Regions from separate parts of the Homo sapiens genome. Here regions 1, 2, 3 and 4 are each linked to region 5. A link is a contact called in ENCODE Hi-C or POLR2A ChIA-PET data. All regions are on one chromosome and are shown on one strand. Each heading gives the region's core, a stretch centred on a gene start or an enhancer-like site at or near the end of the contact. The rest is flanking DNA. Distances are from core to core; before and after follow the strand shown. Region 1 holds the start of NDUFA9 (NADH:ubiquinone oxidoreductase subunit A9). Region 2 holds the start of FERRY3 (FERRY endosomal RAB5 effector complex subunit 3). Region 3 holds the start of CCND2 (cyclin D2). Region 4 holds the start of TIGAR (TP53 induced glycolysis regulatory phosphatase). Region 5 holds the start of TULP3 (TUB like protein 3).

Region 1 (4,606 bases), core at 1-2,500, 1.8 Mb after region 5:
GATAGAGTGGAAACAGCCAAGATTTCAAGCCTAGTAATAAGCAACTTCTACATCCCTACTCATCACAGGCCTTTTTGTCTATCCCAGAAACACATACTTTTCCTGAAAAAACAAAGCACTGGAAGGATTACCAAGTCTAGAAAGAACCCGCCCTCCCCAAACTAGGTGGTTTTCTGATAAGCCTAAGGTATGTTTCACAGGATCACTGGTTGCCATCTCCTACCCAGCAATCTGGAGAGGTTGACCAGAATAAAGTATTTTAAAATCCAAGCGCTTAGTCTAACCTGGAATTTCCTCAGTTTCTAGATGGCTCTTTGTAGAACAATGCAGATTCTCAAAGGTGACCACAGTTAAAGAAAAAATTACAAGCCATTGCGCTAGAGAGAGCCATCTGCAGTTTCTCCTTAGACAGATGTTCAGATGGCACACATGGCCACTAAATTTGCATAATATTTCAGGAAGTTCACAGATTTCCCGAAGCCCACTCATGAATCACACTTCTGGTTAAGAACTCCTAGATTCATATGCTAGTTGGTGATAAGTGCTTTGGTATATAAACTTAAACCAAAAATTGGTGGAATAATTACCACCTTGGATAGGATGGTCAGAGAAGTTTTATCCGAAGAGGTCACTTTTGAGCAGAGACTTGAGCTGGTGCAGACACCTGAGTGTGCATTCCAGGAAACGCGAACAGCAGGCGCAAGGGTCCCTATGAGAGAATGTGCTTGGCGGGCTCGACGCACATTTATTTACTTGGGACACACCCTATTTTGGTTTCTCTTCTCCACTTTTCCCCTCGTTCTTGTCCCCCCTTTTCTCTCTCCTGGGCCCTGGATCTCCTGAGCGCGGAGGGCTACGCCTCCTTCTTCCTCCGGACTCACCAGGGCTGCCAGCTTAGCTTACATTTTCAGGGAACAGGAAACTGAGAGTCAGGAAAGGTGAGCTCTTCTACCTCGGGTCTTGCCATTTTGCATGTCCTGAGTCAGTCACTGGTTAACTCTGAACTTCAGGTTCCTCGGCAATTAGAGATTATAAATAGCCTATACAGCCTATTCCAGATCTGAGATTCCAACAGCCAAAGTCTTTTCACTTCCTTTCTTCCCCCTCTCCTTCACTTTCCCAGCTTTCTTCTTAACCAACAATCTACCCGAAACCGTCGTTTCTTGGTTAGCGCTTGCGCAGACAGGCGAGAAAGGTAAGTTTTGACCCAGCTTAGCAGCCGTAGTCAGCCGGGAGTGCTGTCGTGGGGGATTGTGGGAAAAGATGGCGGCTGCCGCACAATCCCGGGTTGTCCGGGTCCTGTCAATGTCACGTAAGTGTTACCGGGAACGGCGGCCCCTGGTCGGGATTCCGAGACGGGGATTTAAGGTTTTGGAAGTGGCACCGTGCTGCAGCGGTCACGCCAACTTCCTAGGCACACTCTGGTTTCTCTAGGTTTGGAGCTGCCTCAGTCTGGTTTCTCCTTTCGCTTTCCGCTTCCCCGGCTCACATATTCAATTGTGCACCACCTTGGGAGGGGACAAAAGATCTTAAGCAGCTGTAAGCGAAGAGGAGAATGCGGGGGACACGTTAGGGATCGAGAGAATCAGAATTCTGATATGGTTGTAAGGGTTTAGGGTTATGAGAAATATTTGTATGGGGCGGGGGGAGAAATGTGTAAGGGAGGGAAAAAAGGCTAGTGGCGAGAGGTTTTCTTAGATTGATTTTATGACCTTGTGCAAACCCTTAATGGGTCTCAATTCATATGAGCACAATGGAAATGATAATATTACAATACCAGGGAGTCTCTGATAAGATTAAATGAGCTAATATTTGTAAAAGCATCCTTTTACCCAAAAGCGTCTCTACGGATGTAGAATGTGTTCGGCAAAGTGCGTTGGGGTCTGGGGGAGAGAGTGATGTTTGAGGAGAGAAGAATCAGGAGCTTGGTGGAAAGGAAAGTGAAGAATGAAGGCTATGTTAGAATTTGTTAGCATTATTTAGTTTCTCTTCTGTTCTGATTGGATCTGCTCCCACTCCTCAAACTGAAAACATACATTTGTCCTTCCACTCACTAAAAAGCAAGGAAATTAGAAATACGGTTACACTTCATCATTGTCCTTTCACCCTCTACTCTTCCACAAACATATTCCAATCAAACCCCCAAAGTTGTATTTTTCTTAGTGTATTTTAGTCGTTACAGAATATCATTTGCTTTCAAAATTGGCTCATGTCAGAATCACTCGTAAAGCTTTATAAAAATTAGAAATGAGGACTGAGTGTAGAGCTATTGAGTCAGAATTTGTGAGATTAGCTCCTTGCACCTTAAATTTTTAAAAGCACCACAGATAGGCTTGATGTTCAGCCTGAGGCAAGAATTAGGAGTGTTTAGAGGATCCTTTTTTTTTTGTTTTCCATCTTGGGTAGAACTCCTGCATACCACTGGGAAGGTGGTGGTGCACATCACTTATAGTGGATGGTTTTGTAGTCACAATGTCTTTGCAAAGACATTTGCTGGTTCTTGTTAAACTATTACAATTGTATGACGTAATGTAGATTGTGAATGGTAATCACTATTTATTGAGTACCTGCTATCTGCAATCTCCAGTTCTAGGTATTTTTATTAATTTTCCTCTTTTAACTTACTTTCCTCTGACTGACACCATAGCTTGTGTTCTTAACCACTCTGCGTTATTGTCTGGTAAAGTAAGTTTTTGAGTAAATTCTGTAGAGGCAAGTCTAGTATGTAACATAATCCACACACTATAGGACAGAACTGTGTAAGACAACTATATATAGTTAAGTGTGGCAAGACTATTAAGTATCACAGGAAATCATAAAAGGGAAAGATTAGTATCATTTGAGGTACTGAGGGATGATTGGAAGACCAGTGGAGAATTGTAGTGCTCCCACTGGTCTCTTTAGGGCTGTTATGATCTGGAAAGTCCTCTGGCAAAGACAAGTGGGTGAGAATGGAGTCATGAGGTATTCAAGAGGCAGTGAAATGACTACCTGAATATCTGGGATAGTGGAAAAGGAGGTTGAATGTGTTAGATGGGATCAGACAATGGAGACCTTTGAAAGCCAAGCAGAGTTTAGATCGGTAGTCTCCAAAGGGAGTTGTGCAAGAGGACCTAATAAGTTGTGGAAATATAAATTAGAACTCCTAAAAATTGCTTTCTATAGTAATAATAGCTAACACTTATGTAGTTTAAACTGTATGCCACACACTATTCTAAGTAATGTATGATTTATAATGTGTATATCATATTGGTACTACATAGAACGTGCATATAATTTTTTAAATAAATACTTAAAAAAATTAATGCAGTGTGCAAGCAAATATGTCTGGACTATTGGTTTGGGTATTGCAGTAGGAAACTAATGTAGGTTTTTAAGCAGAGAAATATAATGAATATATAATTAATAAAGAATATCATTCTTCTAATAGTACTCATAATAAATGGAAGAAAGTGGAGAGGCTGGAACCAAAGAGAGTAATAATTTATATTTATTGAGCACCTAGTATTTGCAAGGCACTGTGACAGATGCTTGCCCATATGTTATTCTCATTAACCCTTTAAACTGTGAGCTTCATGAAGCCAGGGTTTTGTATTTTACTGTGATAGTCACAGTTTCTAGAATAATTCTTGGCCCATAATTATTAAAAAAAAACAATAGCCATGTGAGGTTAGTGTGACATTACCTTCTGAGAAATTTCAAAGTAATAAAAGCAACTATTATTCATAGAATGCTTAATGTGCTCTAGGTAATGTGCTACGTGGTTTATGTATGTTTAATCCTCTTAACAGTCCTTTGAGGTATTAATTCCTCAACTCAAGTAATTCTTCCCAGTTCATTGACTCTGCCATCTTTTGCCTGTCTTATCCTATGTCCTCATTTCCTTACTCTTCACTCTTATCATTCCCTTTTATGCATCCTCAACTCCCCAGCCCAACTCCCATTGTCGTAAAAAACATTGACCCTGATTAAACAAAACTTTCCACGTAATTTGCTGCCTGCCACTGAGCAATGGAGAACGGGGCTAGGGAAAACTTCAGACTAACTGGCCTTATTTTAAATTCATGAATACAAATCTCAAGTAGATTTTCAGTGCTACATTTTTCTAGGAAATTTGGTTTCCTTGTCTCCATAATCATTACTTAACATAGCGAGTTTCCTAAAACCTCTAACATGTGCTTTTGTCTCATTCTCAGCTTTACAGAGAAATCAAAGGAATCAGATGAGAACAGTCATTTTCCCACCATAAACTCTAATAGTTGATATGTGATAATTCTTTGCCTTTTCTCTTGTTACAGTGGGTGAGCTCCTTCTGTTCCAATCTGTGGCCAGTTCCTTCACTTTGCATTCAATCTTATCCTCTCTCAACTATTCATTCCCTTTCCTGAATCAGTAATTTTCTACCTCTACCATGGAAATCATGTCATTTCCATCAGCACATAAATGTTAACTCATATTTAAAACAAACAAACAAACCTATTCCTGTCCTTGTTTTCTCTAGTTCCATTTCTCCTTTTTCAGAAGGATTGTGTATACTCCTCATCTACTTCCTTGCCTCACAGCCTCTCTTGTTTGCTCCAGTCTGGCTTTCAGTCCCACTAATCCA
Region 2 (4,610 bases), core at 1,779-4,278, 1.6 Mb after region 5:
TACAATGTGATTGGGCTATAAAGTTTCTAGGTTCTCTTATAACTCTAACCTGTGATCTAACATATTCTGAATTTTAAATTTTTCCTAGACTGTGAGATAGAGCACAGACCTTTAAAAATGGTTTAATACATCTAACTTTATAAAACTAATTTAGGTAAGCAAAGACTATTCAAAAATTAGTACACTTTCTGTTCTATGGCATCTCAGAAATTAATGACCAGATTATTAAAAGGGCAACCAATTTAGCACTATAATTCTATTAGCACAATTAGCGATAGCTAAACTGCCTTATAACTTCACCCAACTAAATTCAGAAGAGCTCCTCTAATTCCAAACTTTGTAGCTAATTTTTCATTATAAAATCTAATTTTTATATTTTATAAACAACTACCACTTATAGGAAAAAACACTCAATAAAAGAAAGCTCTGGAGAAATGTTTTTATTCTTGGAATCAGTTCCTATGTTATGGCTGTTTCCAAAGCTTCTTAGGTTTATGCTTTCTAATATGAAACTTCCAATGACAGACTATTGAAACTAATAAAGTGGTGTTACTTAAAAAAAAAAACAGTCCTCACCTTTTTCTATAAAGCACGGTAAACTGTGCAGCAGCATCAGACGTCCATGCAAATGACTGGCATTCTCTTGAACAGGAAATTTGAGTGGCACTCTCAGTTCTAAGCACTGACTTCCTACTTTAAATTTATATACAAATTCTCTCTCTCTATTGCAGAATCTTTCTCTGTTTTTCTTCATATTCTTTGACAGGATTTCTACAGAACTAACAAAAAAGCAGTAGGTTATAAGTCCATAAAGAAATTATGTTTCATTATTGCTGTCCCATTTCTAAGAAAACATTCCACCATTCAAGAGATTTTGTCTATGAGCCAATTATTCTAGTTTTTCCCAAGTGTTTATCCCTGTACTTCCATCTTCATGATGAAAACAAAGTGCTTCTTTAAAAAAAAAAAAAAAGACACTTTGTTTTAAACTTGATTTAAGAAAAAAAATTATGGCCATAAAGTACTTTATATTCCAAGGCAGGGTTCTCAATAATAGGGAAGGACCATGGAGAGAAGAGCAGAGAGAATTCTTAGGGAGAGTTCATGGGTGGGGAAATACAAAGCTTAAGAAACCGTTGGTAAAAAGAAAGTCAAAGAAGCAGATCAGGGACCAAGGAGTGATCCTGGAGAACTTAGAGGTTGTGGTCATGAGATCCGACTGGGGGAAGGGGAGTAAGAAAGTGTTAGAAAGATTTCCATGTGGGAAGAAGATACACAGAAAAGAGAGAGTACAGGACCTCCACTTCCGGCCCACACCCCAAAGGCAAACTAGACACTACTAAGGAAGAAGAAAATCTAGTTAAAGGCAGTAAGAATCAACATCAATTAAAGATTTATTTATTCATCAGCCTTGTAACTGGACTTCCTATGGCTAGGCTTTCTCCCATCAAATCAGTTCTTACATTATTTTCTACACTGAAGTTATAGTAATCTTCCTTTTTAAAAAAGGAATATACTTATCTGATCATGTTGTTCATCCGCTTAAAAACTTTCTATGACATTCCATTGCTCTCAGGATAAAATGCAAACTCTTTATCCCAGTTTACAACACCCCTGCTTATATTTCCACTCTTCTCTCAGAAACTGCACCTCTCCTTCCTAATACACAAATTCACAAATTTTATTTTCCAGCCATTCTGAACTTCTGTCAACACCAAACTTCTCCTTCCATGCCGAATCTTTTTGAATGCCTTTTCCTTTGCCTAGAGCACTCTTACTGATCTTAATTTCATTGGATAACAATTGCTAATTCTTCAGGTCTCAGTTAAGCCTCTAGGAAGACTTATCCAACTCCCTAAAACTGGATTGGGTCCCGACAGGCTCTCATATTAGCCTAGACTTATTTGAATCATGGCACTTATCACGCTCTATTTCTTACTCTTGGCTAGAAAACAGTCTTCTTGAAGTGGAAGGAATACTGTCTTGTATTCCATGTATTAGGCAGGATGTTGCGAATGGCAAGAACTAATAAATAATTGTTGGATTGTATGGCGTTTTTATTTTATGGTGCTCACTGGAAAAATAAAGAACAAAAAATTATTCATACGGTTATTTAAAAAGATATCACCTGAAATATAAAAAAAACTCAAAGGACTTTTGTACATGTCGTGGGGCGGGGCTAAGTTGAATTATCCAGACTATATTTTCAAATCTGTATGTAGGCTATACACAAAAATCTTCGTCTATTTCACCATAATGCAAAGAGATAGGGTATTTGTTTTACTCAGAAAGAATTAAAATTAAACGTAAAGCAATACAAATTTTTATAATGTTAGAAAACTACCAAAACTACATAAAGGTATATTCTATGATGTAGAAATTTCATTCCTAAGTATATATCCAAATACACACACACGCATATGTTCGCTAAAGTACACCCAGAAGAATGCTCATATAAGTTTTATTTATAATACCCCAAACTGGAAACAACCAAAATGCGTATTAGTAGGAGAATAGTAAACTTGTTTATTTTATGAGATAAATACTACACAGCAATAAAAAAGAATCAACCACTGATAAATGCAAAAATATGAATGAATCAGGAATGTTGAAAAAAAAAAGAGAAGGCAGACACAAAAGCTCTGGTTCAACATTTAGACTTGTGTTTCAAGAAACTGATAACTTTAGTTCTTTCTCCTCTCGCTCTTTTTTTAGACTAATGGTCTATCCTGAAGCCTGGGTTCAGTTTTAGCAACCGTGAAATCCAGGAAGGTTTCCCATAAGAAAATGGGATGGAAGGTCTGGACCGAACACACACAGCCAACAGAGCGGAGGCTCTGAGGCTCACATTAATCAGGGAAAAGGAAGACAGACGGTCGAGCTGAGAAACTTCAGCCGGGTGAGGGGACTAATCCCTCTGTAACGGTTGTCAGTCTGAAAGGGCATCCTCACTCGGTTCTGGGCTCACCTCGTCTAGTTCCGAAGTCCTGGGCAGTCCGCTCACTCGAGCTGTCAGCGCGTCCTGCACTGGGAAACCAGCTGACTTGCCGACATACTTTTTCCACACCGCGGATCCGCGAACGTAGATTCGCCACATCCTTTTCTATTTCCTGGCATCTTGTAGAAAATTTCTCAGTCCAAGTGCCCCTATGTCCCAACCTGTTTCAATTTAACAATTTGAAAGGTGCAATAAGGTGTATTTCTATTGTTATTCTGTATTTCAGAGACAGGGCAAATCCGCCGTTGTGACGAAAGTGCAGGGACAAAGCACAAACTCGGCTCTGGTGGACCGGATACGGAAAAGCGGTGCCTTGGGGAGGGCGGGAGCAAATTCGCTTTCCCCACAGCGCGTGCGCCGCCGCAAGCATGGCTGGTGATGATTGGACGACTGGTAACAGGGGGCGGAGGGCTCCGAAGTCTGGTTTTGGGCGGGAATTGAAACCGCCGCTGAAGCCAACAAGAATTTGAGAACTGTAAATACCAAGCCTTGAAAGGGACCATGGTGCGGCCTGTGAGGTGGGTAGTTCCTGACATTCGTCGGGGGTGGGAGGAAAACTAAGGGAAAAGACATGAGACTAAGGGGAAAGGATCGAGTAAGACCGGAGGGCAGCGATGGTGGGGTTAGGATGGACGGTTATCAAGAACCCAGTCTCCAGTGAGAGCCACCCGTTGCTCAGAAGTATCCTAGCATCGTAGCTTTTTCCTTCTCTTTGCCTCCCTTCACAACCGTCGCCGTTTCTTTTACCAAGACCTTGTTAGCGTTTGAACAGCGCTTTACATTTCACCGAGCGCCCAATTATGTGTTATTTTATTTGTTTATCACTGTAGTTATTTGATATAGAAAGAGTAAGCATTCCTGTTGTATTGATTTAACATTTCTACGTATAGAGGGTAAGTTATCTGAGTCATACAGCCCAGTAAGTGGCAGGGCAATACTCAAACCTAAGTCATCTCACTCAAGATCCTCTGTGCTTTCCATCGTGGTATTAGAAACGATTCTTCTATTTACACAGTTGAGTGCCATGGAAGCCTATAGTTAGCCATTCATTTAATAAAGTTATTGAATATATTCACTTCTTTAGTGTACGAGGTGCTGGAGGTTACATTCCAGTGGGAGGTGAGGTTAGGGGGCCGAAAATAAGCCTCGAAATATGAGAGTGCGAAAGAGGAAAGCACTACTTTAAATATAGTAGTTAATATGTGACTCTGAGGCGATAATGCATGCACTGAGTCATGAATCAGGGTAGAGGGAATAGGAGCCAAGGCCCCATACTTGACCATATTTTAGGGACAGTCTAATGCTATAGGATTAACAAGCAGTGGGGAGAATCGTAGGGGGATTAGGCCAGAGAAATAGGCAGGTGCCAGAACAGATAGGGTCTTGTAAGTCTTAGAAAGGAGTTTAGGTTTTATTTTAAGTCAATGGGAAGTCAGTGGAGGGTTTTAAGTAGGGGAGAGGAATCTAAGTTTGCTTTTATAAAGGTCACTGGCTGTTGGTGGAGAATAAATGATGGATAGGGTGACCAGAACGGGAGCAGGAAAATCAGGTATTATATCATTGGAGAGCGGTTTGGGATAGGGTATTATTAGTGGGCATGGAATGGAACAGA
Region 3 (4,771 bases), core at 1,609-4,108, 1.4 Mb after region 5:
CATTCCTGCCAACCTCCGCACCCTCTCACGCCCCACCCCACGTGTGAGAGTCTGCAAAACCACCGGGGATTGGATTCGATGGCGAGCTTCACGCTCGGGAACAGTCAGTAATCGGAAGGGGAAGTGGACAGGGGAACTTCAAGAGGCGAGCCTGCCACGCGGGAAGCGCCCGAACTTGCGGGTCTCCATGAATGCAGAGGGCGCCGGGAAGGGGGGGCATCCGGCCGCGACCCTCTCTGCCCCTCCCATTCGCTGCCCCCCTCCCCGCTGGAATTTCTCTGTAAAGCAAGACGGAGTAGGGGGAGGGGGAGAGGGAAGGGGCGAGAGGGCCCTCGGCTCACTCCCGAGACGTGAGGACTCGCCACCCAGGCATTCTCCTCGGGGTGGGCTGGGCCCCGGGACGACCACCCGCTTCTTCCTCGCCCCCGCTGCCCCCACTTCGGGAGACCCAGAGCTCTGGATGCCTTTCCCCGGAGAAGGGGGGGTGTGCGGAGTCGGGGTGGAAGAGACCTTGCTCGCAGAGCTATATCAAGTGATGTCCAGAGGCTGGGAGCCCCGGCGGCCTCTGTCCCTTGCCTGTCGGGTTAGATTTATACTTTAAAAATACCTCCCGCCCTCCCTCCTTCTCTCGCCTCTCCCCGCTGCAACTTTCTTTGATCCGCTCAAAGGTGGCTTAGGTGAAATTGGAGTAATTCCCTTATGGGGGTCTTAAAATGTAAGTGAATGTCCTTATCCGGGGTGACTCAAAAGCTTAAGTCGGGAAGCCCAACGTGACTAAAACCAATAGGTGATTGTTCGGGGCCGACTGTGTGCGGGTGTACACGGTATTCGGCCCGGGTGTCATCCGCGGCGCTGGACTGTTTCATTTTGAGTTTGCAACTTGGGTTTTTCAGCGAGCTTTTTTTCTTCCTGAAAGCTAATGGCTTCCACAGCAATTAGACATTTTCCTCGCCCGCCCCTTCCCTCCCCTTTCTTTACATATAGGAGATGGGATACTCATTCCCGCTGCTATTGATAAGGTCGGAGGCGGCCGGGCCTCTCCCCAGCTTTCGCCCGCCCCAGCGCCCGCTCTCCCTCCGCCCTCCCTTGGCTTCCTTTTGATGTAGTGGGGAACGCGTCCTACTAAAAAAAAAAAAAAAAAAAAAAAAAAAAAGTAATCTGCCCGGTAACAATCAGCGCGCAGTAGCAGGAGCCCCAGAGCTATTGGCTATGCAAATAGAGGGAGGGGAGACGGCGCCCCAAACTCTTCCTCACCCTTTTAAAGCGATATCCCCTCCTTTCCCCCCCACCACCCCTTCCGCCCCACCCTCGTTTAAAGAGGCTGGCTCCGGGGCCTGAGTTAATCGCTTGCACCTCTAGTTTATTCGCTCCCCTCCTCCGCCTTGCAGGGAACCTAGTGTACGGCTCACCCAGCCCGCGCCCCACCCCGCCTTGCTGGCTCTCCGCGCCCCTGCCCGGGCCCCCTCTCTCGGTGAGGGAGGCACTCAGTCGGCCTCGGTGTGCCCAGAGAGCTCGAGCCACGCCATGCCCGCTGCACGTGCCAGCTTGGCCAGCACATCAGGGCGCTGGTCTCTCCCCTTCCTCCTGGAGTGAAATACACCAAAGGGCGCGGTGGGGGTGGGGGGTGACGGGAGGAAGGAGGTGAAGAAACGCCACCAGATCGTATCTCCTGTAAAGACAGCCTTGACTCAAGCATGCGTTAGAGCACGTGTCAGGGCCGACCGTGCTGGCGGCGACTTCACCGCAGTCGGCTCCCAGGGAGAAAGCCTGGCGAGTGAGGCGCGAAACCGGAGGGGTCGGCGAGGATGCGGGCGAAGGACCGAGCGTGGAGGCCTCATGCCTCCGGGGAAAGGAAGGGGTGGTGGTGTTTGCGCAGGGGGAGCGAGGGGGAGCCGGACCTAATCCCTCACTCGCCCCCTCCCCCTCCCGGGCCATTTCCTAGAAAGCTGCATCGGTGTGGCCACGCTCAGCGCAGACACCTCGGGCGGCTTGTCAGCAGATGCAGGGGCGAGGAAGCGGGTTTTTCCTGCGTGGCCGCTGGCCGCGGGGGAACCGCTGGGAGCCCTGCCCCCGGCCTGCGGCGGCCCTAGACGCTGCACCGCGTCGCCCCACGGCGCCCGAAGAGCCCCCAGAAACACGATGGTTTCTGCTCGAGGATCACATTCTATCCCTCCAGAGAAGCACCCCCCTTCCTTCCTAATACCCACCTCTCCCTCCCTCTTCTTCCTCTGCACACACTCTGCAGGGGGGGGCAGAAGGGACGTTGTTCTGGTCCCTTTAATCGGGGCTTTCGAAACAGCTTCGAAGTTATCAGGAACACAGACTTCAGGGACATGACCTTTATCTCTGGGTATGCGAGGTTGCTATTTTCTAAAATCACCCCCTCCCTTATTTTTCACTTAAGGGACCTATTTCTAAATTGTCTGAGGTCACCCCATCTTCAGATAATCTACCCTACATTCCTGGATCTTAAATACAAGGGCAGGAGGATTAGGATCCGTTTTGAAGAAGCCAAAGTTGGAGGGTCGTATTTTGGCGTGCTACACCTACAGAATGAGTGAAATTAGAGGGCAGAAATAGGAGTCGGTAGTTTTTTGTGGGTTGCCCTGTCCGGGGCCCCTGGCATGCAGGGCTGGATGGAGGGAGAGGGGTGGGGGGTGGCGGGGGACCGCGTTTGAAGTTGGGTCGGGCCAGCTGCTGTTCTCCTTAATAACGAGAGGGGAAAAGGAGGGAGGGAGGGAGAGATTGAAAGGAGGAGGGGAGGACCGGGAGGGGAGGAAAGGGGAGGAGGAACCAGAGCGGGGAGCGCGGGGAGAGGGAGGAGAGCTAACTGCCCAGCCAGCTTGCGTCACCGCTTCAGAGCGGAGAAGAGCGAGCAGGGGAGAGCGAGACCAGTTTTAAGGGGAGGACCGGTGCGAGTGAGGCAGCCCCGAGGCTCTGCTCGCCCACCACCCAATCCTCGCCTCCCTTCTGCTCCACCTTCTCTCTCTGCCCTCACCTCTCCCCCGAAAACCCCCTATTTAGCCAAAGGAAGGAGGTCAGGGGAACGCTCTCCCCTCCCCTTCCAAAAAACAAAAACAGAAAAACCTTTTTCCAGGCCGGGGAAAGCAGGAGGGAGAGGGGCCGCCGGGCTGGCCATGGAGCTGCTGTGCCACGAGGTGGACCCGGTCCGCAGGGCCGTGCGGGACCGCAACCTGCTCCGAGACGACCGCGTCCTGCAGAACCTGCTCACCATCGAGGAGCGCTACCTTCCGCAGTGCTCCTACTTCAAGTGCGTGCAGAAGGACATCCAACCCTACATGCGCAGAATGGTGGCCACCTGGATGCTGGAGGTAGGTCGGGGGGTGGCGCTCGCCAGGAGCCAGGACCCCTCCGGATGCTCGGGTCCCCGGCCGGAGCCCTAAACCTGGGAGAGGGCAATCCCCGCGCCGGCCTCCCGGCTCCTGTGCGGGAGTTTACCGCGCGCCTTCTGGCGAGACGCGTGGCTTTATTTCTGTTCCTCTCCAGATAAACTGGGGAGGCAGAGGGGGGAGGAAAATCTGGGAGAAGCGAGGCTGTCCTGGGCGGGGGTAGGGGAGCATCCCGCGCGCGTGTTCCTGCATGTGGCTGCCTCTTCTTCCCACCCCCCTCGCGACCTGTCTTTTGCGAAGCCGCCGCGGCTGCTTGCGCTGCGGCCAGGAAGAGAGTCGGGGCCTGAAATCGGGACCCCGAGTAGAAAGGCAACCCCCCCCAAAAGGCCAGAGCAAATTCGTCTTGGCCTCAGGTCCCCGCCTGTGGTCGCGACTCCGCGCTGGCACTTCACCGGGGAGGTGGAGGGAGGAGGGAGAAGGAGAGAAACGGGGAATTCGGGAGCCCCGGAAGTCCCATTGAAGAAACGCGTGTTTCAGGGGAACCCAAAAGAACCGCTTCTTGCCCCTCACTCCAAGTCTTTGCCCAGCGAGCCGTGTGCCCACGTATGCACAGCTCTGGACCTGCCGTGGTTTCGCCATGTTGCTTTGCAAACTCCCTTTGGAAAGGCTGGGAAACGTCGCCCGCTTACCCTCGCACCCCATTATCCCGGCCACCCCACTTCTAATCGTGCCCTCTCCCCCACCCCCCACCTCACGAAGATTACTTACAGTTTGGTTTTCCAGCTTCCTCGGTGCGGAGATTTGGGTGGGGTAGGAAGGGGGGGAGGGGGTGTGTGTAGGGGGGATACCGGGTCACCCCTGAAGGAGAGGTGGGAGCCCCCCGTGCCTCTTTCCAGGGCTCTCTGCTCCCGTCTTTCCCCTCGCTCGTCACCGCGTTCCCTAGTTTCTGTCCTTGTGGGCCGCAGCCGGACACTCCCGCCGCGGCGCTCACCCCTTCAAGTTTCCTCCCGGGATCCAAAGCCCCAGGGGTCGGAATACAGACCTTTCTGGCACCCGAAACCTCTGTTTCGGGAAGCCTGGCTCTTCTTTGGGGTTTTCACGCCAAAAGGGCTTTTCTAGGATATTTCCTCGATTTTTAATTATTTTTTGAAACCATCCCCCCCTGCTCCGACTCCAGCTGCCGAGGCTGCGGCGCTCTTCCTCCTCTCCTCCCTCCCCCTCTCTTCCCCACCTCTCCTCACCCGCCCCCCCAAAAGCGGCCCCTGGGCCGCAGGGACCCCCCCAGACATTTTTTCCAATTGTCGGGAATGATAGAGGAGGATCTGGGGATCCGGATGAGACCAAGAAGTGGACCCCCGGAGCCTCCAGAATATTTTTATTGATTTTTTGAAAAGATGACGAAATCCAAAAAAGAGTGAGTG
Region 4 (4,786 bases), core at 382-2,881, 1.4 Mb after region 5:
AGAAGGGTGCGTCCTTACAGATGGAGCAATGGTGAGCGCACACTTGGACAAGGGAGGGGAAGGGGTTCTTATCCCTGACGCACGTGGCCCCTGCTGCTGTGTAGTGCCCCACCGCACAGGCTAAACTAATTCCGATTGGCTAATCTAAAGAGAGTGATGGGGGTGAGTGGTTTGGCGGGAAAAACAGTTATGACAGAGCAGGTAATCTGAGTCAGGGTGGCGTAGGTAATGGGAAGGAGTCAGGGTGGAGTAGGTAATGGGAAGGAGTCAGGGTGGAGTAGGTAATGGGAAGGAGTCAGAGTGCAGCAGGTAATCGAAAAAGGTTGTGGCCGGGCGCGGTGGCTCACGCCTGTAATCCCACCACTTTGGGAGGTCGAGGCGGGCGGATCACGAGGTCAGGAGATCGAGACCATCCTGGCTAACACGGTGAAACCCTGTCTCTACTAAAAATACAAAAAATTAGCCGGGCGTGGTGGCAGGCGCCTGTAGTCCCAGCTACTCGGGAGGCTGAGCCAGAATGGCGTGAACCCGGGAGGCGGAGCTTGCAGTGAGCCGAGATCACACCACTGCACTCCAGCCTGGGTGACAGAGCCAGACTCCATCTCAAAAAAATAAATAAATAAATAAAAAAGAGAAGGTTGCTTTAGGAGGAAGTTAAGTTTAAAAGTAAAAAGCAAAGAATTGAACATACTGACATATTGATTCTTTGAAAAGAAATTTAGAACTCATATCTAACATGAAGCAACTCCCTCAACGTTCTGAAGGCTATTAAAGAGAAATTATTCATCTGAGGCTTGTTAAAAACGGCAAGACTTTACTCAAGACTACTGCAATAGGTGAGAGAGACTGAATTCGACTCTAGAATACAACCGGGACCAGTGGAGATTTATAGCCAGGGGGCGGGATGGAAGGGATGAAAGAGAAGATGGGAAATTACCAGAACGTGGTAAGCTATCTGGGGGAGGGGGAGGAGGAACTTTACTAGATATCAAGGGCCTTAGAAGAGAGCATCAACAGTGAGGTCTCTCTTGATAAACAGGCTTAGCAGGATTCTTTGGTAAAACCAGGCTCAGCAGGCCGAGGATGCCGTCTAGTATAGAAAAGGCCTCAAAGGAGCCCGACTAAAGTTTGGTCACGGAGGGCGTCTGTCCCGGCGGAGTTGGGGTGGGTGGGTCTAAGTCTACAGACCTGGCCGACGCTACGTCCCTAAGGTTAGGGACTAACAGACCTCATAGAACACAGTCTGTTGGTCGCTGTACACCCGTGAGGGGTTCATCACAGTGGCCAGCTATAAGACGAACGGTTGCATTCCAGCCTCAATCGCAACAACCACAAATCAGTGCGCCGGCTTCCTTATCTGCCCCGAACGCAGGCTGCCGGCTATCGAGGGAAGGAATCCTACCGCGGACTCCGCGGGCGGGGCCTCCCGCACCTGCCGCGCGCCAATCACAGGCCGGCGCGCAGGGGCGCAAGCGCCGCAGCCCTGGGCGGGGCCCCCGTGGCTCCCTCGTCTCCCCCGCCCCGTCGGCCTCGCCCGGCCCTGAGTGGCCTTCGGGGATGACGTGCGAGGCCGCCTCGGCCTATGGCGGCGGAGCCGGCCGGCTGCTTGGCGGAAGTGGTGTGGGGGAGGTAGCCCGCAGTGCAGGGGCAGCGCGGCGCGGGGCCACCGACGGGACGCGGCTCCGGGAACATGGCTCGCTTCGCTCTGACTGTTGTCCGGCAGTGAGTATGGCTGTGGCAGGATGTCTTTCTCTCTCTCTTCCTTGAGTGTGTTGGAGCGGGTGAAGGGAAAACGGGTCCACCACCCTCTCCCCTCCCTGCTCGCTCCAGCCCGGGAGGGCTGGCTTGGAAGCGCTTTTTCCGGGGCGCTTGCCCTGGGGCCGTCCCGTGTCGCCCCTCCTCTCACCCCAGCAGCCCCGAGGGACGACGGCAGGTCTTAGATAGCTTCGTTCCGTGTTTCAGATAAAGTGAGGCCCGGAGGAGCAAGGGATCGGGGTTCGTAGGCACTTGGTGGCTGCACCAAAAACGGTGCCAGACATGTCCACAGACTTGTCTGGGTACCGATTTTGCTCCCCAGCAGATTGCAAAGAGTTTGCAGAATTGCTCGTCCATGGCTGATGTTTTTGATGCCGGCTGCCTTCCGCTATCCTCTCAGTTTCTGAGGTTCCCCCTCGTTTCCCCAGGCAGTCAGCCCCCCAGGCACATATATGAGACTTCTTTCTTTTCCCCAGAGGTTACAGTTCTGGGAGAGAAAAGAGGATCACAGCTCTGATCTCAGCAGACCGTATCATCCCAAATAAATGTTTTTATTATCATAACGTTACACGGAGCTGCATGCTGATAGGTCTTTATGTATTTGCCAAGTGTTAACGGGAGGTGAAAATCAGGGTAGTTAAGAGCACAGATTTTTATTTTTATTTTTTTTTTTTTGTGAGATGGAGCCTCGCTCTGTCACCCAGGCTGGAGTGCAGTGGCGCTATCTCTGCTCACTGCAACCTCCCGCCTCCGGGGTTCAAGCGATTCTCCTGCTTCAGCCTCCCGAGTAGCTGGGATTACAGGCATGCGCCACCACGCCCGGCTAATTTTTGTATTTTTAGTAGAGACAGGGTTTCGCCATGTTGGTCAGGCAGGTCTGGAACTCCTGACCTTAAGTGATCCGACTACCTCGGCCTCGCAAAGTGTTGGGATTACAGGCATGAGCCACCGCGCCCTGCTAAGAGCACAGATTTTTCAGGCAAGGTAGACCTCGGTTGGAGTCTGTTCTCCAGCTAAGAGCCAGGTAGCCTGGACTTAAGTTTCCTGATATGCAAATGATAGTGCGTATCTCACTACTTTAATGCGAGAATTAAATGGGGGACAGGTAAAGTGTATGATGCAACAGGGAAAGAAATATATCTGAGAAATAACTTCTATAAAGAAAGCTCCAATAAAAGTGCAGTTGATTCCCAAATACGAACGTATAGTTCAGCACACCAGCATTTTGAGTAGGTAATGTGTGCCAGTAGACTGGATCATACAGATAAATAACATACCATTTCTGCATTCATGGAGCTCACAAAGGACATTAATATGATTTAACTTTGTCAATTGACTTTAACAGCTATCTTTTCTGGCCTGTCCTTCCTTTATAAGAAAGATAATCTTAAGAATCCTCTAAAATTGTCTGTTTAGGATTAGCAGGATTTTAATGGCTACCTTAGAAATCTAGTTCCTCACTATCTCTTCTCCCACCCCTCTCGGTTGTATAGAATGCCTTGGGAGAATTCTTAACTTACTAAAGGTCACACAGCTAATCGGTAGCAGAACAGGAACTAGAGGCCTGATCACCCTTTCTTCCAATGTTAGTGCACTTTCTAGACGCCTGACCCAGCCAGCCCAGTGTCATATTTATAATTGAAACTCAGACCATCAAGGTGGTTCACCCCTGTAATCCTAGCACGTTGGGGGGCGGAAGTGGGTGGATCCCTTGAGCACAGGAGTTCAAGACCAGCCTGGGCAACATGGTGAAACCTCCTCTCTACAAAAAAAAAAAAAAAAAGCTGGCTGTGGTGGTGCATGCCTGTGAACCTAGCTAATAGGGAGGCTGAGGCAGGAAGATCACTTGGATCATGTGAGCCTGGGAAGTGAGGGCTGTAGTGAGCTGTGATTGGGCCACTGCACCCCAGCCTAAGCGACACAGTGGGACCCTGTCTCAAAAAGAAAAAAAAGAAAACTCAGAAGTTGTAGAATATTTGGGGTAAGGCAACCCCTAAAAAGTAAGATGATTCCTATTTAGATTCCTAATAGACAATAGTCATATAAATATGGATTTTATTCCCTTTCTGCTGCTTAAAAAGGGTTTGATTCCGGAGGCCCTCATAGGAATCATTTAAAAAATAAGTCTTAATAAATGATTATTTGCCAGGCACTGTTGTAATTAAAATCTGACAGTTTAGTGAGTTAAGGACTGATATCCTCATTTTTCACATGAGGCAGCTGAGACAGAGACGCCTTGTAACTTGCTTAAAGTCACATGGCAAGTTGAGGAAGTAGGAGTTTAACCAAAGCAACTTTACCACTCACCGTCTTTTGTTTCCTACTTAATTTGTTAAAACCCGGTATTTGTAGATTACTTGAACATCACCAGCCATTTTTGAGGCTACTTTTTAGTCTCTTAATATAATTGTGTGGAGTTATGACAATAGTTTATTTTGTTCTGTTTTATGTGTAGGAAGATGGAGTGAGAGGGCTGGTTCAATGCTTTCCGGTCTGGATCCTCCTGCTTCTTGCCTTCAGAGTTCTCAAAACCAAAACCTGGTGATTCTTTCAGGAAAAGAAGTGATTTTTAAATTTGACTCATTATCACCATAGTTAAATGTAATGACTTTTTGAAGAGTTAGATAATTTTATTGGACTTACCTCTTCAGATAATGCAAAAAAATCTTTAAAGCAATTTAAGTTCAACAGAACCTGTTAGGAATCTTGTGCTGTTCCTGTATGTGGTTTATCTTTCTTCATACTTTGAAATGAAAGTACCAGTGTGTATCATTTCTGGAACAGACTGCCCAAGATTCCAGAATTCAAGTCTATCATCATTGTCAGACTATAACTTCTCATGAGCTTATGGCACAGCATTGTTGAAAACTCCAACACGTGTAGGTTGGCATTACCATCACCTATCCAGCACTACTGAAGGGTCTGGTTCCTTGGAATGTTGTAGGTGTTTGCAGTGAGTCCCCGGCAAAACCATCCATTTAACTTCCTTTTTTTTTTTTTTTTTGGAAATATGTGTGCCTTTATTAGCTGA
Region 5 (4,459 bases), core at 1,815-4,314:
TTTAAGAGTCTGGTCATCAGATACAGTTTCCTCTCTTAGGTTAGTACTTAGTTAGGCTCACCTCACTTTTTTTTTTTTTTTAAGGTATCACCTGATTTTGATACAGCAGCAGGAAGCTTGTTCCCAGCCTACCAGAAACACCAAAACCGGGCGAGACACTCAAGTCGAAAACCTACCACCTCCAAGTTTCCACATCTAACTTTTGAGAGTCCGCAATCTTCCAGTTCAGAGACATTGGGGATCCCCTTAATCCGAGAGTGCCCCAGTGAATCAGAAAAGGATGTTTCCAGAAGACCCTTAGTTCCAGTGCTCAGTCCCCAAAGCTGTGGGAACATGTCAGTGCAGGCACTTCAGAGCTTACCTTATGTGTTCATTCCACCTGATATCCAGACCCCAGAGTCATCGTCTGTGAAGGAAGAACTCATTCCCCAAGATCAGAAGGAAAACAGCCTTCTAAGCTGCACTCTTCACACTGGCACTCCTAATAGCCCAGAGCCTGGACCTGTTCTGGTTAAAGACACCCCCGAGGACAAGTATGGAATAAAGGTCACATGGAGGAGACGACAGCACCTGCTTGCTTACCTCAGGGAGAGAGGGAAGCTGAGCAGAAGCCAATTCCTTGTGAAAAGCTGACTGCCATCAGTAATCTCAATAGAAAAGAGATATGTTTTCTGGAGTCATAAAGGAATTCAATTCCTAGGGTTTTTGTTTTTGTTTTTGAGATGTAATATTGCTCTGTTGCCCAGGCTGGAGTGCAGTGGTATGATCTCACCTTACTGCAACCACCACTTCCTGGGTTCAAGCGATTCTCCTGCCTCAGCCTCCCCAGTAGCTGGGATTACAGGCACCAGCCACCATGCCTGGCTAATTTTTTTGTATTTTTAGTAGAGATGTGGTTTCTCCATGTTGGCCAGGCTGGTCTCAAAATCCTGACCTCAAGTCATCTGCTGGCCTTGACCTCACAAAGTGCTGGCCCAGCCGAGATTTGTTTTCTAAGATACTTTGTGTCATGAACAGTTCAGTTTAGTGTCATGAACTATTCACTTCATATTTTTCTTGTATTAACTGTTTAAATTTTTAAAATATCTTGTAGTAACTCTTTAAAATGTATGTAAGTAAATGGCTGCAGAAAGTTTTTTTAGAGAATCCTGCTTCCATCAGTAATACAGCAATATTACCCCATCCACTAATGGTCTTTGTTTCCTTAACCACTACTCATTAATCCTTAATCACCTCATTCAAACTAATTCATTCTGCATTTTTGAGTACCAACTCTTGTCAGGCTCAGTGGCAGCTTCTACGACCTGATGGATGGAAAAAAATCAAACTCTGTGACTCTATGGTTGACTGCCACCTCTGCAACCTTGACTCATCTGCTGAAAAGGCAAGAAGAAGAAAGGGCAGCAAGCCCTGTTTTAGGGACTACATAAGATGAGGGGAGATAAGGGGGACATAGATGAGTTCTTTAGGATTGCGTGTGTTTTGAGTTTTTGTTTCTAACTGAAGAAATCTGTCAATATTAAATAGGGTGGGAAAATGGTTTCTTAGAATAACTGTTCAACTGTGTGTAAATAAGGAAAGTTTTCAATGAGTATTACTTATTGTAATTAATGCAGAAGGACTTCCCCAGTCAACCGAATGTCTCGGCCTTTTACTCAGACAAGTAGCATCTCATTAAACCCATTCATTTAGCATTCATTCAGCTGGACCTACTGTGTCAGGTCCAGCCCCAACTAGATCAAGCAGGGATTACTGTATATTTTACAGATGGGAGTTTGATGCAGAGAATGAACCATGCACAGGTCACACAGTGAGTGCACGCTGACCCAGGCAGTGTAACGGTCCACTCTCAGCGTGTGCCTCCTAAAGTACTAACTTGTAGGTTCAAAACCAATGTGGAAACAACTTTGACCTTAGAACGCCATAAAGCCATTTGTGCAGTGACTTGTCAGGACTCAGGATGTTTTGTAGGGACTATAATGTGCATGTCGGTAGGGAGAAAGGGACTGACATTTGGGGACGGGATTTATTGGAGACAAGAGTACACATTTAGACAGGGGCTCTCACGGTGGGCTATGGATGTTTGAGGAAGGCCCACAGGAGGTAGAAAGGTAGATGGAAAGAGTCTCCAGGACGGGCCCACGCCTGTAATCCCAGCACTTTCGGAGGCTGAGGCGGGTGGATCATTTGAGGTCGGGAGTTAAGAGGCCAGTCTGGCCAACATGGTGAAACCCTATCTCTACTAAAAATACGAAAAATAGCCAGGCAGTAGTGGCCCCTGCCTGTAATCCCAGCTACTCCACAGGCTGAGGCAGGAGAATCGCTTGAGCCTGGGAGGCGGAGGTTGCGGTGAGCTGAGACCGGGCCACTGCACTGCAGTCTGGGCGAGAGAGAAACCCTGTCTCAAAAAATTAAAGTCTCTGGATTCCCTCGTGTGCTTTAGGGGAGTCTGTAGAGCAGGTCTAGGAATGACCTAAAAGCTTGGGCTGGAGTAGGGGAAGCTTAAGTTCTGTGCAGTTGAAGTTCAAGGCCAGCCTATGGAAGATGCGTTTCACTGGGAGTGACTGATGGAGTGGAGAGGGTACCAGAGGGGGTCCACGAAGGCCGCTGGTATCAGGGCAGGGGCCAGAATGGGAAGCGGCAGAGGTCTGTACATCCTCACAGGGCAGACCTCGGGAAGCGCTCTGGGTGGGCTCGGTAAAAATGGCGGGGGTGCGAGGAGCCGTTGCGTGCGTGGCGGTTGGTGCGGTATAGGAGACTCCTCTGACCGGACTCGCCTGCTGGCCGCGCGGCGGGCGAGGCCCAGGCAAAAACAAAGTCTTCCCGCTCAGTACCGGCCCCGCGAGGCGCTCCAGAGGACCAAGCCTTAGCTCGCGTCACCCCACCCCCGCGCAGGCGCGTTTAACTCCCGCTCGCCTCCCGCCCCTTAGCAACCCTCCCGCATCGTTGGGCCCCGGCAATAGCCAATGAGACAGGAGCCACGAGAACACGGACCAATCGGCGGCGGCGACAGTGTGGAACGCGGTTGCCAGGAGGCGGGACGCGGCGGCGTGCCAGCCTAGCCACTCTAGCGACGGCGGGGAAGAGTGTGTACGTGGTGGGGGCTTCCTCGGTGGCGGGCATGGAGGCTTCGCGCTGCCGGCTCAGTCCCAGCGGCGACAGGTCAGACAGGGCCGTGGCAGGTCTCCTCCTGAGCGAGGCGGAGGGGCGAAGCGAGAAGGCGGAGGTCCTCTCCGGGAGCCCTGCGGGGAGAGGGCGGGACTCGGGACTTGGCGACTCAGGGAGGGACTGGTTTCGGCGGCGGGAGGCGACCCCCTCGCCCTACTCCCGTGTGGGGACCCCTTTCTCAAGTGGAGCGGCGGCACTACATCCCGCGCCGTGGGCAGAGACCTTTGGTTCAGGTCCCTGCTTAGGAACTTCTGGAGTTTTCGTGACGGGCTCCCTCGGCCCCTCTGGGCCTCGGGTTTCCCTCGGGGGAGAGGCGCTGGCCCCGCTCAGCTCCCACTGCCCGGCGGTGTCACAGCCGAGAGGGGACCCAGCCCCTCCCGGGAGGCGGTGCGGGTGATGTTTAGTAGCTTGTTCTGACGCCGCTGCTTCGGACGGGTAAAGCTGAATTCTGGAGCAGAGTCCGAGGAGCGGAAACGCGAAACTTCTTTTTCCTCTCTGCTTTCCAGTGTTTGTCCCTGATTCGGGATGGTCTGACTGATTTGCCAGTGGGCCACACCCCTTGTTTGTGCGCCTCTTTCTCTGCCAGAGGGAGAGCCTCGGAAAAAAAAGGATCCAAAATCTCAGCGTGTCACTTTCTTGTTCGCTAGGTTAATGAGAAGTTAATGGGAAGCCGTTTGAAATCATTGGTTAGAAACTTTGGCGTCATCTGAGGATTTAAGCCCTACACGCCAACTGTATACCCCGCTTTTTATTCCATTACCAAGACAAAGATTTGGGGCCAGGCGCCTTGGAACACGTCTATTATCCCCAGCACTTTGGGAGGCCAAGGCAGGAGGATCGCTTGGTCTCAGGAGTTCGAGACCAGCCTGGACAAGATAGCGAGACCCCCATCTCTAGAAAAAAATAAAATAAAATAAAATCAATCAGTCAATCAATTAAAATTTGGCCGGACACGGTGGTGCGCGCCTGTAGTTCCAGCGACTCGAGAGACTGAGGAGGGAGGATTCCTTGAGCCCAGGAGTTCCAAACTCCTGTGTTGGGCCACTGAGCTCGCTAGCCTGGGCAACGCAGTGACATCCTGTCACCTTAAAAAAAAAATGATTTGACGTGTAAGTATTTAGTTTGATATTTCCACTAGTAGATATTTAAACAATTTTAAACCATTTTTAAAAATTGTCACAAAGTTGTTGGGGGTAAAGAACATGTATTTTCCTTTTTCGTCAAGTTCTATTGAGGTGATAGCTGCACTCTGAAATTTGTTCACTGTGCTTTTTTTTTTCCCAAGTCGAGG

What was found. A loop is a pair of places that touch in the nucleus more often than their neighbours do. ChIA-PET counts read pairs that join two places held with the same protein, here RNA polymerase II (POLR2A). Pooled maps may share reads with other maps.
Region 1: a loop to region 5 is called in a map of naive thymus-derived CD4-positive, alpha-beta T cell, with 14 times the contacts of the local background. The contact joins the promoter of NDUFA9 here to the promoter of TULP3 in region 5. A Hi-C loop is called at or near these places in 1 of 168 maps with a recorded cell type or tissue (naive thymus-derived CD4-positive, alpha-beta T cell) and 8 of 50 pooled maps. POLR2A ChIA-PET finds 5 or more read pairs at or near these places in 2 of 52 experiments (activated naive CD4-positive, alpha-beta T cell and activated naive CD8-positive, alpha-beta T cell).
Region 2: a loop to region 5 is called in a map of naive thymus-derived CD4-positive, alpha-beta T cell, with 8 times the contacts of the local background. The contact joins the promoter of FERRY3 here to the promoter of TULP3 in region 5. A Hi-C loop is called at or near these places in 1 of 168 maps with a recorded cell type or tissue (naive thymus-derived CD4-positive, alpha-beta T cell), 1 of 37 single-sample maps with no recorded cell type and 10 of 50 pooled maps.
Region 3: a map of ascending aorta shows a loop between it and region 5 (4-fold over the local background). The contact joins the promoter of CCND2 here to the promoter of TULP3 in region 5. A Hi-C loop is called at or near these places in 1 of 168 maps with a recorded cell type or tissue (ascending aorta) and 7 of 50 pooled maps. POLR2A ChIA-PET finds 5 or more read pairs at or near these places in 1 of 52 experiments (activated B cell).
Region 4: a map of B cell shows a loop between it and region 5 (16-fold over the local background). The contact joins the promoter of TIGAR here to the promoter of TULP3 in region 5. A Hi-C loop is called at or near these places in 1 of 168 maps with a recorded cell type or tissue (B cell) and 6 of 50 pooled maps. POLR2A ChIA-PET finds 5 or more read pairs at or near these places in 1 of 52 experiments (activated T-cell).

Annotation. Positions count from the first base shown.
Region 1 is chr12:4,647,864-4,652,469 of GRCh38, forward strand. NDUFA9 (NADH:ubiquinone oxidoreductase subunit A9) reads left to right here and starts at 1,251. Exons shown (of 11, transcript NM_005002.5): 1 at 1,251-1,312. The coding sequence starts at 1,264. It overlaps AKAP3 (A-kinase anchoring protein 3), which reads right to left and starts at 1,188. Exons shown (of 6, transcript NM_001278309.2): 1 at 882-1,188. RefSeq lists enhancers at 613-662, 943-1,152, 1,021-1,676.
Region 2 is chr12:4,535,441-4,540,050 of GRCh38, forward strand. FERRY3 (FERRY endosomal RAB5 effector complex subunit 3) reads right to left here and starts at 3,029. Exons shown (of 14, transcript NM_020374.4): 1 at 2,969-3,029; 2 at 577-779. The coding sequence starts at 754. It overlaps RAD51AP1 (RAD51 associated protein 1), which reads left to right and starts at 3,450. Exons shown (of 9, transcript NM_006479.5): 1 at 3,450-3,516. The coding sequence starts at 3,500. RefSeq lists enhancers at 2,664-3,273, 3,274-3,882 and a silencer at 3,009-3,058.
Region 3 is chr12:4,270,904-4,275,674 of GRCh38, forward strand. CCND2 (cyclin D2) reads left to right here and starts at 2,859. Exons shown (of 5, transcript NM_001759.4): 1 at 2,859-3,332. The coding sequence starts at 3,138. The region is part of intron 1 of CCND2-AS1 (CCND2 antisense RNA 1); the gene reads right to left. RefSeq lists silencers at 280-349, 974-1,165, 1,150-1,269, 2,050-2,169, 2,700-2,789.
Region 4 is chr12:4,319,582-4,324,367 of GRCh38, forward strand. TIGAR (TP53 induced glycolysis regulatory phosphatase) reads left to right here and starts at 1,632. Exons shown (of 6, transcript NM_020375.3): 1 at 1,632-1,722. The coding sequence starts at 1,691. It also overlaps the pseudogene RPS15P7. RefSeq lists an enhancer at 1,224-1,877 and a silencer at 1,343-1,722.
Region 5 is chr12:2,887,827-2,892,285 of GRCh38, forward strand. It overlaps TULP3 (TUB like protein 3), which reads left to right and starts at 3,065. Exons shown (of 11, transcript NM_003324.5): 1 at 3,065-3,162. The coding sequence starts at 3,122. It overlaps RHNO1 (RAD9-HUS1-RAD1 interacting nuclear orphan 1), which reads left to right. Exons shown (of 3, transcript NM_001252499.3): 3 at 85-1,698. The coding sequence ends at 633. RefSeq lists an enhancer at 2,461-2,640 and a silencer at 2,911-2,960.